2 separate regions of the Homo sapiens genome follow, and region 1 is linked to region 2. A link is an interaction called in ENCODE POLR2A ChIA-PET data of the cell type or tissue named here. Cell type or tissue: GM12878. All regions are shown on one strand. Each heading gives the region's core, and the rest is flanking DNA. Links, peaks and the distances in the headings are about the cores only.

The links. ChIA-PET counts read pairs that join two places held together with the same protein. Peaks named below come from ENCODE experiments on the same cell type or tissue, not always from the same donor. Only the 100,000 strongest peaks of a DNase experiment are listed, where the experiment ranks them.
Region 1: POLR2A ChIA-PET joins it to region 2 with 5 read pairs; 1 of 35 experiments calls an interaction of 5 or more read pairs at or near these places.

What each region holds. Positions count from the first base shown.
Region 1 is chr2:191,918,925-191,927,173 of GRCh38, forward strand. All of the region lies in intron 1 of CAVIN2-AS1 (CAVIN2 and TMEFF2 antisense RNA 1), which reads left to right. Among named protein-coding and RNA genes, the nearest start is that of CAVIN2, 76 kb to the left of the region's middle. In GM12878, for the core only: no CTCF peak of the experiment used is centred there; a DNase peak (open chromatin) is centred at 4,307; H3K27ac peaks cover 487 bases.
Region 2 is chr2:192,000,264-192,008,512 of GRCh38, forward strand. The region is part of intron 5 of TMEFF2 (transmembrane protein with EGF like and two follistatin like domains 2); the gene reads right to left. The region is part of intron 1 of CAVIN2-AS1 (CAVIN2 and TMEFF2 antisense RNA 1); the gene reads left to right. Among named protein-coding and RNA genes, the nearest start is that of CAVIN2, 160 kb to the left of the region's middle. RefSeq lists a silencer at 2,260-2,512. In GM12878, for the core only: no CTCF peak of the experiment used is centred there; DNase peaks (open chromatin) are centred at 4,198 and 4,556; H3K4me3 peaks cover 597 bases; H3K27ac peaks cover 1,047 bases.

The DNA of each region.
Region 1 (8,249 bases), core at 1,458-6,457, 81 kb before region 2:
CTCACCAGACATTAATTTCATTTTAGTTGTAATGACCAGTGATGGGCATCATTGCTTTAATAATTAGGCATCATTCTTAGGACTGCTTGTTGAGAGTAGACGGCAGCTTAATGACCAGGACACCACCCTCCCAACCTTCCATTAAAATTCAGCTTGCCAGAATAGCAAAATATGAAACCAATAATAACTAAAAAAATGCAGTTTTCTAGTAAATAGAGACTTGAAGTGGATATATATTCATCACTAATTTTTACATTAGTGTTTAGGATAAACATAATGTAAGAGCAGGTACCATGGTTGCTAGGTAACCAGTGGTGATTGTCATGCCCGATATTCAACTCTTAAAGGGTATGCTTAATGGGTATAATCTTCAATTTAATTTGAGATTAATTTAAAAATGTATTGCTTGAAATATTTTATGTTAATAAACTTTTAAATATTGCAACATGGTATTAACACTAAATGTGTGACAGGCACTGAATTCCAGAAAGGTTTCTTAAAACTGTATTAACTTGTGGTTAGAGCTAAATTATTCTACCCACAAAAATAACTTTTGAATAAATTAACAAATTAATTAGTGTTATCCTTAAAGACTTGGTGAGAACCTGCATATTTCTGGGTGAAGGATTGCAGACATAGCAAGTGTAATTATAAGGCCTGTAGCTAGAAGTTGGGTCTCTGGCTGTTTTTATTTGTCTATTGTTTCTTCTATTACATATGATCACTCTTCAATCTTTACTGTTAACAAGAGAAATATATGAAGGAACTTCGACTTATTACACCTGAATGCAGCACTAGCATTTTAATTTTAATTTTGGAAAAATAATTTATAATAGTGGATCATGGCATTTTTTCACTCAAAGATCATGGTGCTTAAAATTCCTTATAATCTTCTTATTTTTATAATCTTCCTCCTGCTTGCTTATTTTTTGAAGTATTATTTATTCATTTATTCTTTCTTAAAGGTAAATACACGTATGCCTTTTTTTGGGTAAAATATGGTTAACCTGTTGTTTATTTAACCCCTTGGGAGTTGGATGAGTGTGATAAAATAAAGTTAAATAGGCCATTGGCTATTGTGGACACTGTTGGTTGCTTATTTAACAACAAACCTTACTTGTGTTTCTCCACCCCTTAATTCCTTGCTTCAGATCCTTATTTCATTCACATTTCTGGAGGATGCCTCTCAATAAGGTGGATCTTGATTAATCTGTGGCTAAGGCAAGCACAAGAATTCCAGTTCCCTTGACTGTCATTGGCTAAGGACTGGGCATGTGGTACAATTTGGTCAAAGAAACATGAGGAATATATTGAAAAAGGAGGTACCCTAATTTCCAATCTGGCATTTGAATATTATGTGATCCCGTGACGTTTGAAGCTACAACACCAAACTATAATCACAAATACGGCAATCAGGACTAAAAGAACGAAGATGGCAGATAAAAAAGATGTCATTGTTAAAACACTGAATTAATCAACTCTGGAACTTTAGACTTCTCATGTGAGAGAATACATTTTCCTTATTGCTTAGACAATACATTTTCCATTTCTTGTAGCCAAGACATTGTAAATGATATAACCTTACCATTATTTTATTTTTAGTTAGAATTCATGCAAGGATAAATGCTTATGATTTCTCATTTGCCTTCCCCTCTTTGGCCATTAAAATTGCAGACAATGTACAATATATTCCATTGCTTCAACTGGCTGCCTGCACATGGCATATGCTTCCACCCTTGCCTTCAATGCAGCAAGCAGATGAACTGATTGATTGATTGTTCTGTTCATCAATCACTTGTAGGCAAGCCCCGCTGTCAGTTACCTAGGAAAAGCTATAAATACAATACAATCCCTATAATCACAGCGTATTCAAAAAGACAAAACTGAGTTTGTGAGTGCATATTTGGAATGCATCTTTGACTGGAGTGTGGAGGAAGATGATGGATAAGGATGAGGAAGGGAAGAAAGACCTTAATTTGTATTTTCGGCAATAAAGCCCTGTTAGGAATTGCATTTTTATAAAAATTCATTGGCTCCCTCAGTGTCAATTTTCCTTCTAAGTGTTTGTAAGCAAGGTGAGCAGAGCTTATGATGAAGCACAAATGGAAGTCAATCATGCAGCATGGCAGCACCAGTTGAATATGGGGTGATAGCAGAACTTCAATTTGGACCAAAATTACTCAACTCAGGGAACCCCAACAGACTTATCTCTGTAAATAGCTCCCATTACGTGGATGGTTGGATAATATACATATACTTACAGGACAGTGCTCTCATTATTGTCCACATTACATTCCAGCCACACCAAATTATTAACAGTTCCCAACACACTAGGTTATTCTACATTCTGTTCTTTTGCACATACTGTGAACTTTACATGAGTTGCCCTCCATTCCTTTTTTGTTGACTAAATTTAACTTATTCTTCAAAGGCATCTATCTAGCCACCAATTCCTAGATCACCATCTGCTGTGAGCCCTTTCTGGCTGGGTTTCTACTCCTAAAAGAGTTAATAGTCTTATTCCACTGCTTGTATCTTAAACAGTATCATACTGAGAGGTGACAGCGTGCTGGCAGTCCTCACAGCCCTTGCTAGCTCTCTGCGCCTCCTTTCTGGGCTCCCACTTTGGCGGCACTTGAGGAGCCCTTCAGCCCGCTGCTGCACTGTGGGAGCCCCTTTCTGGGCTGGCCAAGGACGGAGCCGGCTCCCTCAGCTTGCCGGGAGGTGTGGAGGGAGAGGCGCGGGCGGGAACCGGGGCTGCGCGCGGTGCTTGCGGGCCAGCGCGAATTGCGGGTGGCCGTGGGCTCGGCGGGCCCGCTGCCCCAGGCAGTGAGGGGCTTAGCACCTGGGCCAGCAGCTGCTGTGCTCAATTTCTCGCCGGGCCTTAGCTGCTTTCGGGTGGCGCAGGGCTCGGGACCTGCAGTCCACCATGCCTGAGCCTACCCCCGCCTCTGTGGGCTCCTGTGCGGCCCGAGCCTCCCCGACGAGCGCTGCCCCCTGCTCCATGGCGCCCAGTCCCATCGACCACCCAAGGGCTGAGGAGTGTGGGCGCACTGCATGGGACTGGCAGGCAGCTCCACCTGCGGCCCCGGTGCGGGATCCACTGGGTGAAGCCAGCTGGGCTCCTGAGTCTGGTGGGGACTTGGAGAACCTTTATGTCTAGCTAAGGGATCTATATCGGCACTCTATATCTAGCTCAAGGTTTGTAAACACACCAATCAGCACCCTGTGTCTTAGCTCAAGGTTTGTGAATGCACCAATCGACACTGTATCTAGCTACTCTGGTGGGGACTTGGAGAACCTTTATGTCTAGCTAATGGATTGTAAATACACCAATCGGCACTCTGTATCTAATTCAAGGTTTATAAACACACCAATCAGCACCCTGTGTCTAGCTCAGGGTTTGTGAATACACCAATGGACACTCTGTATCTAGCTACTCTGGTGGGGACGTGGAGAACCTTTGTGTGGACACTCTGTATCTAGCTAATCTAGTGGGGACGTGGAGAACCTTTGTGTCTAGCTCAGGGATTGTAAATGCACCAATCAGCACCCTGTCAAAACAGACCACTCGGCTCTCTGTAAAATGGACCAATCAGCAGGATGTGGGTGGGGCCAGATAAAAGAATAAAAGCAGGCTGCCCGAGCCGGCAGTGGCAAGCTGCTGGGCTTCCCTTCCACATTGTGGAAGCTTTGTTCTTTTGCTCTTTGCGATAAATCTTGCCCCTGCTCACTCTTTGGGTCCACACTGCCTTTATGAGCTGTAACGCCACGAAGGTCTGCAGCTTCACGAACCCATCGGGAGGAACGAACAATTCCAGACGCGCTGCCTTAAGAGCTGTAACACTCACCGCGAAGGTCCGCAGCTTCGCTCCTGAGCCAGCGAGACCACGAACCCACCAGAAGGAAGAAACTCCGAACACATCCCAACATCAGAAGAAACAAACTCCAAACACATCCGAACATCAGAAGGAACAAACTCCAGACGCGCCACCTTAAGAGCTGTAACACCGCGAGGGTCCGCGGCTTTATTCTTGAAGTCAGTGAGACCAAGAACCCACCAGTTCCGGACACAATACTTTTCACACTGCATGATGAAGAAATTTAGCTTTATTGTTAGGTAAGTACATGTGCTTCCCTTCAACCCAGTATTGGACTACATTGGTCAATCTGGGCTTCATACCAACATGTTTGTTGAACCAACTCACTTCCGTGTGTATTATTGCATTTATAATTATCTGTGCCTTTTGTTTCTCTCTACTGAGTGTCATCTGTGACTTTCAGGTGTTGATCATTATGCTTTGGAATGGAACAAAGAGAAAAGATGAGACTCAAGAAAGTCATTGTTTCTCTTAGTAATGAGAAGGAAAAAGTGAAGTGAAACTTAACAGCGAATGTGAGAGTTTTTGATTGCCTGTGGGCTTTCATTTTTTCTTTCCATCTGGACCTACTAATTGAGATAATAGGTCAGGGAGACCTGGGTCTGTATTGGTAGGTATGATTGGATGGGCCCCAAGGAACTTCACTTTATTTTAGAATTAGGAGCTCATAGATGAGGTAACTTGATTTGACCTTTGCCTTCATTCTCTTTATCTTGAGGTGACCCCAGTAGAGTCTGCCTTTAGCGGTCTCCTTGGGTCTTTGATAAACAAAGCAGTTAGGGCTGAATGAGCTGTGAAATGAATAAGGGAATATTGATGCCCCACTATTTAATTGCCTCCTAAATCCATGGTAAATTTTTCAGTGATTTTAAACTCTGTAAGAATAGCAGACTCATTGATTTCTGTAATTCATTTATTTAGGGATTTCTATTATCAACTGAATTTGATTGATGGCTTTATGACAAATAGCTGTGTGCTCAGCATATACCAGCATTCTGTAAGCTCACTCAGCCATAAACAATTTGTGAATAATTCTTGGGTCCTTTTGCTGAGTCTGTACTTTGCTATTTAGGGAACAACTGATTGAGATTCCTTAGGTGAATGAGGTAAAGTGAAATTCCCACCTAGTTTGCTTGGATATATATATGTAGTGTGTGTGTGTGTGTGTGTGTGTATTTGTATGTGGACCCTGAGAATTCTCAAAGTCCTCTTTGAGATTCTGAGGCATTTTACTCTCAAACGTCAAGCCCCGTCTCATGATTCAGAATACATCAGAATCACTTGGACACGGAAATAGTGGTATCCTATGTGTGCTGTGATAATTGAGCCCTTCTCTAACTCTGTCTACCCAGACATAAGATATAGTAGGTAGTGATGTTATATGTTCATCAAAAATTAAAATGGATCCCCATACATCTTTTTAGTCTGTTCTTCTTGTTAAAGATTTTGATTCGCAACTTCCTCATGGATAGAAAACAAGTGTAATTTCTATTTTAGAGAAAATCAGATTTTATAAGACACCAGACTTGAAAACTTCTTTGCCAGTGAGATATTTTTGACTATAAATATTGCTTCCAGATTAATGGAAAATTGTGGCATGTATTTTAAAATCCTCTTCGTGATTTTCCTGATTATAAATCAATTTATCTATATTAGAAAAATTGAAAAATAAAAAATGTAAAGAAGGAAATAAAATTACCAATAAAACTACTAACCAGAATCACCACTATTACATTTCTAGTTATAATAGTCATTTTAACTAAATAATTTTCTTCTTAGAACAGTACACAGGCAAAGGTTATTATTTAGCAAAGGTTAATACTGGTCATAATGATGAGGCTTTTGTATTTTTGCTATTTACCTAAGATGGGCAAGCGAGTGTAGAGATTGAGTCAGAAGCTGGGTCAGGGACACTGTACCAAGTTGGACAAGTGTGTGGCTGAACGGAGCACCAGGCTCCCTTTACCTATTGTGGATGAGACATAAAACTTTTACTACAATCTGCAGAGAAAGACAACTGGGACAAATTAAAGTTTGACTTTAATCTCACATTTGGTTTTATAACTTATAAATTCACTAATAAAAGTTTCAGCTGTCTAAAATAAAATGAACCTGCAAAGAAGCAATACTGAGAGAGATTAGAAAATTATGCTGTCTTTCCAGATATATCGCATGAAAATATTTCTCTTGGAGTATGACGATTAGATGATATTTTTCGTATAGATTATGATAATTGGAAAATACTGTGATAATTTTAAAGCTAGGTAAAATAAGCAGATATTTTGAAGGCCAACATTCCTGTTGTCATCTAATGTTTATTTACACTAGCTTCCCTGAGTATAAAATAACTGTTCTTGGTTATTTGATGAAATGAGTTACCTATTTCACACTTAATTTCTTGGGATTTAGAAGTCAGTGCTGTGATGGCCAGGTGTGGGTAGTTCACGCCTGTAATCCCAGCACTTTGTGGGGCCGAGACAGGCAAATCACCTGAGTCAGGAGTTTGTGACTAGCCTGGCCAACGTGGTGAAACCCTGCCTCTACCAAAAATCCAAAAATTAGCCGGGCATGGTGGCACACGCCTGTAATCCCAGCTACTTGAGAGACTGAGTGAGGCAGGAGAATCACTTGAACGGAGGAGGGGGAGGTTGCAGTGAGCTGAGATCGCACCACTGTACTCCAGCCTGGGCAACTGAGCAAGACTCAACTTTAAAAAAAAAAAAAAAAAAGAAGTCAATACTGTGAATAACACATTAAAATAATAATATCTTATTGAAATATCATCTTTTAGGATGAGTAAAGGATTTAGCCAACTAATGTTCATAAAATTATTGCTAATTGTTCTTAGGGAAAAACTAAAGAAAATAATTTATTAATGCTAATTTTCTAGTCAATGATGAGTTAAACTCTTTGTATACAAATAATATAACAAAACAAATATTTGGAACTTTTAATGGACACTTTTTGTTACATGAGTTGTAGTTGATTGTCTCTTCATAGTAAAGTTATGGTTTGTGATACTGAACTATGCAACTAAAAGTTTGGTGTCATAGTTAATGTTCAATTATAGTGAAGGAGAAAAGTGACACCAATATATCAAAGATGAAGCTAATCCAATACGTGTACACTAGAGTTGTCCATGTAGCTTACTATTCCAACTCTGAGGGGTACCAAGAAATATTGTAGTATTTTTGATCTTATTAGTTTCTTCTCTACAAAAAAGTGGATTTGTTATTCTAAGTATCTACCAGTGATCTTTAATAACTTGGACATAAATGTATGGAAACTTTACTTTCCATGCCTTTGTACTTTTAGTTGCAACACTTTCTTGGGGGTAACATCTTTTTAAAGTTTACTCACACCGTATAGTGTTTTATTAATTTAGTTTGAGAACTAAAGAGGTAACATTTCAAGAAGTCCTTAGTTCTAGGAACTGGTAAATGAAGCCACATTCAGTCATTTTGTATGCTTTTTTTACTCAATAAATATTGATCTTAATATATCACCTAAGCTTTGTGTTTCTCAGCTTAGAAGTTTTAATTGTTTGAGTCTATCTTGATACAGAGTCTAGTCAACCTCTCTAATGATTCTACATGCTGCTCTCTATACTTCATTCAGTTTAGTTGTACTGTCATTGAGATGTGAATTCATCCAGGAAAAGCAGATACTTTGCTGCCTCAGACATATCTAATTTTAAAAATGTTTTATTTCCAAAACCCTTTCCTAGGGGTGCCCAGCATTGTGTTTCTCCTTAACTACAGAAGCAAAGTAAGCTGATTTTAGGAAAAATTGTTTCTAGTTCTTTCTAAACATTGGTTTAGACTTTTAGTAATTGATAAGATCTCATATCTTACACATATATGTCTATATCACTGTTCTCTAAGGTTAATCCTTTAACAATGGCACATGTTAAAGATCATACACCAGTTTTCTTTCTACTTAGGCAGTGTTGGAAGTGTTGATGTTGTAGTTGTTTGTATTTTATTTTCCCTGTAAGCTCAGACAGTTCACTACTGAAGTGAGTTTCATATCACCTACAAACTTGAAACCCACTGTGTGTGTGTGTGTGTGTGTGTGTGTAAAATGTTGGTGTGAAACTTTGTCAAAATGTTTCGAAAGTCTAAATAAATAGCACTCAGTGGTTTCCCTTTGGACATATGCTTATTTCTATATTCCCTTCTTGATTAATTTTTAGCTTTATTATGGAGGTTTTCAAACACACAAAAGTGGAGAGAAAAGGTTATAAACTACTGTGTACCCATCTTAGCAACATGTTGCTTTCTTTTTTGTTGTTGTTATATCTATCCTTTTCCCTCAGTTCTTTTTTCTAGGAATATTTTAAGGTGAATCCTGAATACCATATAATTT
Region 2 (8,249 bases), core at 1,486-6,485:
TACTTCTGTATATTTTACTGAGAGCTAGGCATACAATGGCAAGCAGGTTACTACATGCTAGACTCTCAACATGTATTGCTTTATTTAATCCTCACAACAGCTGTTTTACAGACCAAAGACATTACATAAGGTTAGACACTAGTAAATTGTGGAATAAGGTCCCACTCATAGATTTGTTAAGCTAAAACCCAACCCCCTCTCTCTAATACCACAGACTGTGTTATTAGAATCTCCTGGAGAACTTTTAAGTATACAGATTCATAAGCAGATTTCTGGGCTCCAGTAAATCTAGGGTAGCTTCTAACATTCTATATTCTTAAGTAGTCATCCTGGCACCAGACTCAATTCCTGGGAATCACTGCTTGATCAGTCTGTTGATTGAGAGAGGCTTTGTATACACACCAGTGCATCTCAGAGTGTAGTCCTTAGACCATCTGTGTCAGAATTACCTAGATTGCTGTTTAAAAATGCTGGCAGAAAATGTGCTAATGAACTTACTTATTTATTTATTTATTTTGTAAGAGAATTGCTGTAGGAATGCCTGGTTATTTTTACATTTACCTATTTAGGAACAAATAGCTACAACAGATGGCAACCATCTCTAAACACTTAACTCATTGAGGAGCGGTGTTCCTACCTTAGCTTTGATGTTGCCATGTGATCACAAGCTACTGGAACATGACATTGCTACCTCAGCTGATTCTTGGCATCTGAAAACCTGAGATCAGGAGCTGCCTACATGTTCAAAGAGCTTCTGGTTCTTATAGAGCGGATGTGGATAAGTGACTCTGTAGGCCAAGCCTTAATCATTGTATTAAATAAAAAAGGAGTGAGGAGGTTGACATTTGCATTTTTAAAAAGGTAGTTTCTTTTGCCTTCAAACCAGTTTAGATTCTGACTGTTGTTGTGTTAGACTCTAGGAATTATCTCCTTCAAGGTCTTCTATAAAGTTGTTTGTTAGCAACTGAAAAACAGAAAGGTATGTTCTGTCACTTGTCTACCTAAATGGTAAATTAGATAAGATATTAGGGCTTTGACGGTATATCCAAATTAAGTCCAAAGAAATTTAGAAATGTACACTATATATATATTTTACATTTTTATTAATATTTATGTTTTTGTAAATGTTTTGTAAATAGATTATATATATATACAGTGTACATTTCTAAATGTTTCAGTGAAAAAGTCACATATATATATAGACAGAAAGTAATTGGCAGTTCAGAAACCCATTTGATAGCATGACAAAATGGTGCAAAGGGAATAGAGATGGTGATATAGTTTGTCTGTGTCCCCACCTAAATTTCATCTTGAATTGTAGCTCCCATAATTCCTATGTGTTGTGGGAGCGACCTGGTGGGAGATAATTGAATCATGGGGGCAGGTATTTCCCTTGCTGTTCTCATGATAGTGAATAAGTCTCATGAGATCTGATGGTTTTATAAAGGGAAGTTTCCCTGCACAAGCTCTCTTCTCTTGTCTGCTGCCACACCTTTCACCTTCTGCCATGATTGTGAGGCCTCCCTACCCACGTGGAACTGTGAGTCCATTAAACCTCTTTCTTTTGTAAATTGCCCAGTCTTGGGTATGTCTTTATCAGTAGGGTGAAAACAGACTAATACAGACAGAAAGATAAAATTTGATTGAATTGGACTGGTTAGAATCAGTGTTTCACTGAAAAATTCACTTAAGCTTTAACACCAAATTGAACAATTGTGTGGGATATTTTACAAGATTCTCCAATTGGTGTATTTATTTATTTATTTATTTATTATTTTTCAGTTTGACTAATCTGATTTTGGTCCCACAGCTTTTCTGCTGCTGACATCCTTCCCCCTTTCCTTTCCTAGCATCGCTTGCTCAAGGCCTCCTTTTAAGATTTGTTTCCTCTCAAAATTCCTGGCTCTTGTTGCCTCAAATAAAGCCTTTCATGGAATGGCTAAGAAACAGGTATAGATGGTTGATGTTTTTATTCTCAGCCCAAGAGGAGGACATAGATTCATTCCTTGAGGTGAAAGTTTCCCTGGGATATAAGCTTCAGGAATGCATGGATTATATTGGTCTTTTTCTCAATTGCATATCCTCATCATTAACTTCCATCTTTGCTCCCTACTCTATATACTTGCATATATTAAATAAATGCAAGAGTACATTTTAAAAATACTTCCTGTGACTCTCAGCAATCACTGGAAATTGGAAATCTATGGAGAATATTTTTTTTTTTTTTGTGAATAAGTGGAAGAAACTTCAAAGATTTGCTAAAATGGCTTGAAAACAATAAGCTGGCCGGGCGTGGTGTCTCATGCCTGTAATCCCAGCACCCTGGGAGGCCAAGGTGGGCGGATCACCTGAGTTCAGCAGTTGGAGACCAGCCTGGCCGACACGGTGAAAGGCTGACTCTACTAAAAATACAAAAAGTAGTCAGATGTGCTGTTGGGCACCTGTAATCCCAGCTACTCAGGAGGCTGAGGCAGGAGAATCACTTGAACGGGGGAGGCGGAGGTTGCGGTGAGCTGAGATCCCACCACTACACTCCAGCCTGGGCAACAGAGTGGGACTCTGTTTCAAAAACAAAACAAAACAAAACACAAAAACGATGAAGCTTGGGGAAAAGGAAATGTTGTGACTGGATTACCAAGGACCTACCATTTCTATGTTTCCAAAAGACCAATAAACTCTGATTACATAATCATTATTTACTATATTCCATGTATATATGTCTATTAAGCTTATTCAGTCAGAAAAACATGCAGGATTCCAAGACCATGGTCTGAAACTCTAAGTCCATCTTGATCTCTATTTGCAGTGATTGAATTATCTTTGCAATCCCCAACCCGCCCAATATCTTGCACACATGAAACTTTCAATAACTACATGTTGGATAGCTAAATGAAATGAATGAATACACTAACAATTTTACATTCTTAAAGAAAGGTTGCTATTCTAAAAGTTACTATTACTATGCCCATCTTACAGATAAGAAAATTGAGACTTGGAGAAGTCTCACAGCTTGAAAATCGAAGAGCCTAAATTCAAATTTAGGCAGTCTGATGTCAGAGCCTGCCCTGTTCTACATACTGAAAGTACAAAGAAAGACAGACCCAAACTCCTATCACAGACCCAAATTCCTATCACTCTCTGATTAAAGGAATCCTTTGAGTAAATAGGATTTGAAAACCAAGGCTATGTCTACTCTTGGAATATGTCATGATTTTATGAATTTAAATCATATTGACTCTTGGTCCTTGTCTTCTCAAACAAGCAATCCAGACTTTTTGTGCATCACTGGGATATATCAGTGAATGTTAGTTTTAAGACATTGCAAATTAAAACCTGGTTTTAGAATTAGTAACTAATTTTATGGGCATTAGATTAACCTGACTATCTAAAGCATCAGTTGCTCAAAATATTTTATCCTTAAATAAAATGCTATATAAAGATCCACATGAAAACTAATATTTACACGCAAATACACATACACACAAACACACAAATGTATAGCTCAATGAACTCTACTGAAATTACAAAATTAGAGAGTTTTAGCATTAATTTTTTTCCAGGTGTCTGCTTCAAAACTTTCAAAGAGGAATTTGGGGAAGTTTACATTCATGGGGTAGAGGTGGTTTTGTGTGTTTATATGAGTGAAAAAATTTGTGTGTGTGTGTGGGGGGGGGGCTCACACTCACCTCCATGGTGCATTTACTGCATTGGTAATGCACCTGTTTACTTGTTTATACCTCTACTTTTCTGCAACCTTCTCAAGGGCAAGGTGTTTTACTTACCTTTGACATCCTGGTACCTAGTACAGTGCATTACAAACATCTTCAATAAATGGTTGTTGAATAAATTACTGAGAATGGCAGATGGTGTTGAAAGAGTTGAAAATATTCATTGTGCTATATATTAACACCTAGGAGAGATAACTTTGTGCTACTTGGCAGATGTGGGGTCTCCAAAGGAGAGGGGGTTCCTGAAGAACTAAGGCTCACTGTCCTCCTTTTATTTGTGTTTCCACAGACAAAGGAAACAGGAAACAAACAGTTAGTAATCTTGATGGCATCAAAGTCCAACTGGGGCAAGAAAATGTTTTCACCAGGCAGGCTACTACTTCTCATTTGTGGTATTTGGGTACAGTTTCAGGCACCAATATAATTTGAACATGATAGCAACTTGTCAGTTTATTGCTACATTAAACCACTGAAAAACATAAGGCTCTGATAAAAAGGTGACAGAAGAGCCAGGTTCAGTGGTGTATGCCTGTAGTCCCAGCCACTCAGGAGGCTGAGGCAGAAAGATCACTTGAGGTCAGGAATTTGAGAGCAACCTGGGCAAAATAGTGAGACCCCGTCTCTAAATAAATAATTAAAAATACGTTTTGAAGATTAAAAAAGAAAAAGAAAAAAGGTAGCAATTATCATATAATGTAATGGTGAAACTGCAGGTCACTTTACCAACTTATGTAAATTAATCAAGGGTTTTTCTTTCTGCAGAAATGAAAAGCACACGTTTTTGAAAACAGAAACTATCCCTTCACTGCTTTTGGCAAATAATTGCATTATTATTCATTCTGAGAGGAGTAACTAGTTAATTATAGCATGTCACAAGTATTTTATGTGAGCCAAAGATTTGTAAGGCTGAGGACTGCACGAATGCCTTTAAGGTTTTTTGTGTTTTCTTTTCTTTTCTTCTTCGTTTTTTCAACCTATCTCAGTCTTTTGACATTTTGACACTGCGATTACATAGATCTCTTTTCTTCTAGGCTACAAAGAAAAAGAATCAGCCTTACTCGAAAATAATAATTTCAGGGGTCTGTATGTGGTAATACTACCCTCTGAAAATCCTTCAAAGAAAATTAACATTGACTGAAAACCTTAGCTCTCTGAATTATAAGATAGAAGAGAAATAGGAAATAATTTTTAAAGACCACTTGATGGAGTAAGGAACTTAAATTATAGCAGTAAAAGGTAGCATTTGAGACAACTCACATACATTTGTAACTATCTCATCAATATTTTCGGGGGGTTTGACATTAATTTAATTCCCTGCCTCACTTGAAATGGCTCTTCCAAGGATGATCTGCAATGAGTTAAATAAGCTTCTCTGTGTATTTAGAAGTGCCTTGTCATCTGCCAGAGTGTGAGAATGCAGAACCTGGCAGCTAGCAAATTACATATTCATGTGTCTGGTTTGTGGCTGCCCTCTAATTTCACTAGATTTTGTTTCATCTATTAAACATGGCTGTCACTTATTCCTCTCCCAAGGTCTTTGACTTGGTGTCCATTCCGTATTTTGACCATACAATATTCCTAGTTAGTTTCAAAGCACCCAACTATACCGCAGTGAGGCTGGCTTTCTGGTTGTTTCGGACCTTAACTGTGGTTTTTTTGTTTCTCTTGAGGGTGTCTGTCTCTGGGGCCATTACGCAGACCCTCTCTGGCCTGGCCAGTAAATAAGGTCAGAGCTGCTGTCTGTGATCCCTGTCAGATCTGTAATGGATGAACTGCATTATATTAATAACAGTAAAAACAGTGTGTACCTTTCATTCAAGATGCTTATGATACTTTAAGCCCATTTACTCATTAACTCTCACATCACTCCTTTTGATGGAACTTGATTATAAGTATTTTATCTGTAAGGAAACTGCAGTGCAGGAATGACTGTGAGTTGTGAGAGAAAATGAGGTAAGAGATGTGAAAATGCATTGAAAAATTAAACCCTGTATTCAAAGGGTAGAAAAGCATTAACTGACTGGTAAGGCTAATAAGTCTCCCATGTCATTACTCAGGTCTCAGGTGACTTTTTTTTTTTTTTTTAACTTATAGTGGGCAATCCTTTTAGTTTTGAAATCTAGGAGGAATGAATAATGCCCTTCTCCAGAAACATTACCCAGGACTGCACTCAGGTTTTCCAGGGTGGCCAGGCTCATCTTGCACGTGGAAAAAGCTTAGTTGCCATTAGTATCGATCTCTTTATAAGGATGCAAAACATAGAAGTTGGCCCATTACATGGGGAAGGTCTTGGGAATACTGGTCCTCACTGATCAGAAATAGACTAGGACAACAAATAGCCAATCAGAGGAAAACTGAGCTGCGAAACTCTTGCCCTGGGTGGTCCCAGGACTTCCAAAAAACGGAATCACATTTTGAAGAGAGGGAACTATTGCTGGGAAAGAGACTGATGGCCACATATTGAAATAATGTCTAATTATAATAAAGACAGATGGAGAATGTGACTACAGGTTGGAACTTGGTATTAGACCTCTATTTAATGAGGCTTATTTACTAGCTGGATGGCACTGGGCTACTTCACTTTCCCAAGCTTTAGAATCCTCACCTGTGAAAATGGAGATAATGACTCAAGACTGTAGTCACTAAATGCATATCAACTGCTTAACAAAGTTTCTGAGAAGTTGTAATCAAATACATACTGTCCATCATTAACTTCTGGCTTTCAAATCCTGGATTTCAAATTCTGGATGCAGATCAAAATCTTCTGTGGCATACTTAAAAAAACCAGATGACTGGGTTGCAACTCAGAGATTCTCATTTAGGAGGTCTGGTGTGAGGCCTAGGTAGTCGCTGTTGTCAAAAATGCTACGGGTGATTCTGATGTGCAGACATGGTGAGTTGGAGTTATATTAGATACTCTTTCTCACCCTCTAAGACTAAGAGATTTTCCAGATTTACTGTATATAAGATTTATTGTGACAAATTTTGGTGCAATAATATCTGGAGGGGCATTCAGAAATCAGTATCTTAAAGCAAGTTAGCTCTTTCTGTGGGAGAAGGTTTGCATCCCCTATTGAGAAATCTCAGCTACTCTGACTCCAGCCACATCTTTTTTCCCTTTCCTATTCATTCCATTTTAAGAAATTTAATATTCTTGTTTAATGTACACTATTCAGTGACATGCTTTAAAAGGCTTTATTCATATGGCACATACTCCATGCAATGTGTTTGGTGTCAGATGAGAGGGACAGGTGATTAAACACACTGATCTAAAAAACATCAGTGGCAAAGCTGTCAGCAGAATTAATTTGCCAAGTAAAACCAAGACCAAGTGGCAGAAAAGGGGGTGAAATTATCATGAGGTTCCCCTGTGTCTGGCGCCTTGCTCCTACTTCCTTAAGACTCTTTTGTTTAATGCTCATAAGATAGGGAGGAGGAGGTGGAAAGTGAACTGTCTGGAAAGAAGAGTAGGATTTAGATGAAGAAGAGTGGTGGAGAGAATGCCTGGGGAAATGTATGGAGGAAGACAGTATACAGTGTGCTGGGAGGATCACAGATCAGTCTGATTAGAATGAACTCTTCCCATCCAATGTGGCTGAACACAACGCTCTAGACAGATTGCAAAGGGCCTCAATTCCAGTCCAAGGAGTGACCTTTATCTTCTGGGGAATGAGGAGGCCTGAAAGGTTTTTGAGCACAGTGTGATGAGAAGGTCAACATGATGAAAGCGGTGCTTTAGAAAGATGGCGCTAGCAGTAGAGTGCAGGCAGAGGGACTAGTTCCCAGGCTACTGCTGTTAGGTATAGAGACAAGGAAGGAAAGCCCCAGAGTGAGGCATTCACTATATGGAAGAAAAGGAAGAATCATTAGGGTTTGGTGGCTCGCTACTTAAGGCATATTGTAGTGAAGCACTAAGGCAAAAATGTCACCCCATGTCCTTCCTGCTCTACTCTTTCCTGCTTTTTTCCTGATCTGTACTACGTTCCAAACTAGAAACTTATTATAGGAGCTGCCAAGCTCAGGGAGGGAGGCAGCTGTGTGTGTGACTCAGGAAAGCTTTCTTTCCTCATAGGGAGAGTTTTCTGCCCTCACTATTGGGACAGAAGCAAACAGGCTTCTATCACAACAGTGACAGCATGCAAGCACCCTTAACTACAGCTGAAGGAGAATAATGCCTTGTATTAATGTATACTCTGCCTGGTTCCAGGGTTGATTTAAAATGACTGAAACAAAACCACAGGGGCAGCAGAGACTTATTAACGCCCACTGTGTTAGTGAGCAAACAAGGCTCCTTTCGAGGCAGAAGTTGCTCCCACGTCCCTCTTCAGTGCATATGATAGATGGAAGCAGGATTTAATTCTCCATCCATTGTCATAGGTCACGATTGCCTTTTCCTCAGGATTATTCTTTCTTTTTAGAAGTAGCTGCATTTACATCTTAAAATACTCAAAGCAAACAATTCTTCCTCATGTACGTTTTTAAAAGTATCTTGAAGCAAAATTCCTCATTAGCATCATGTGT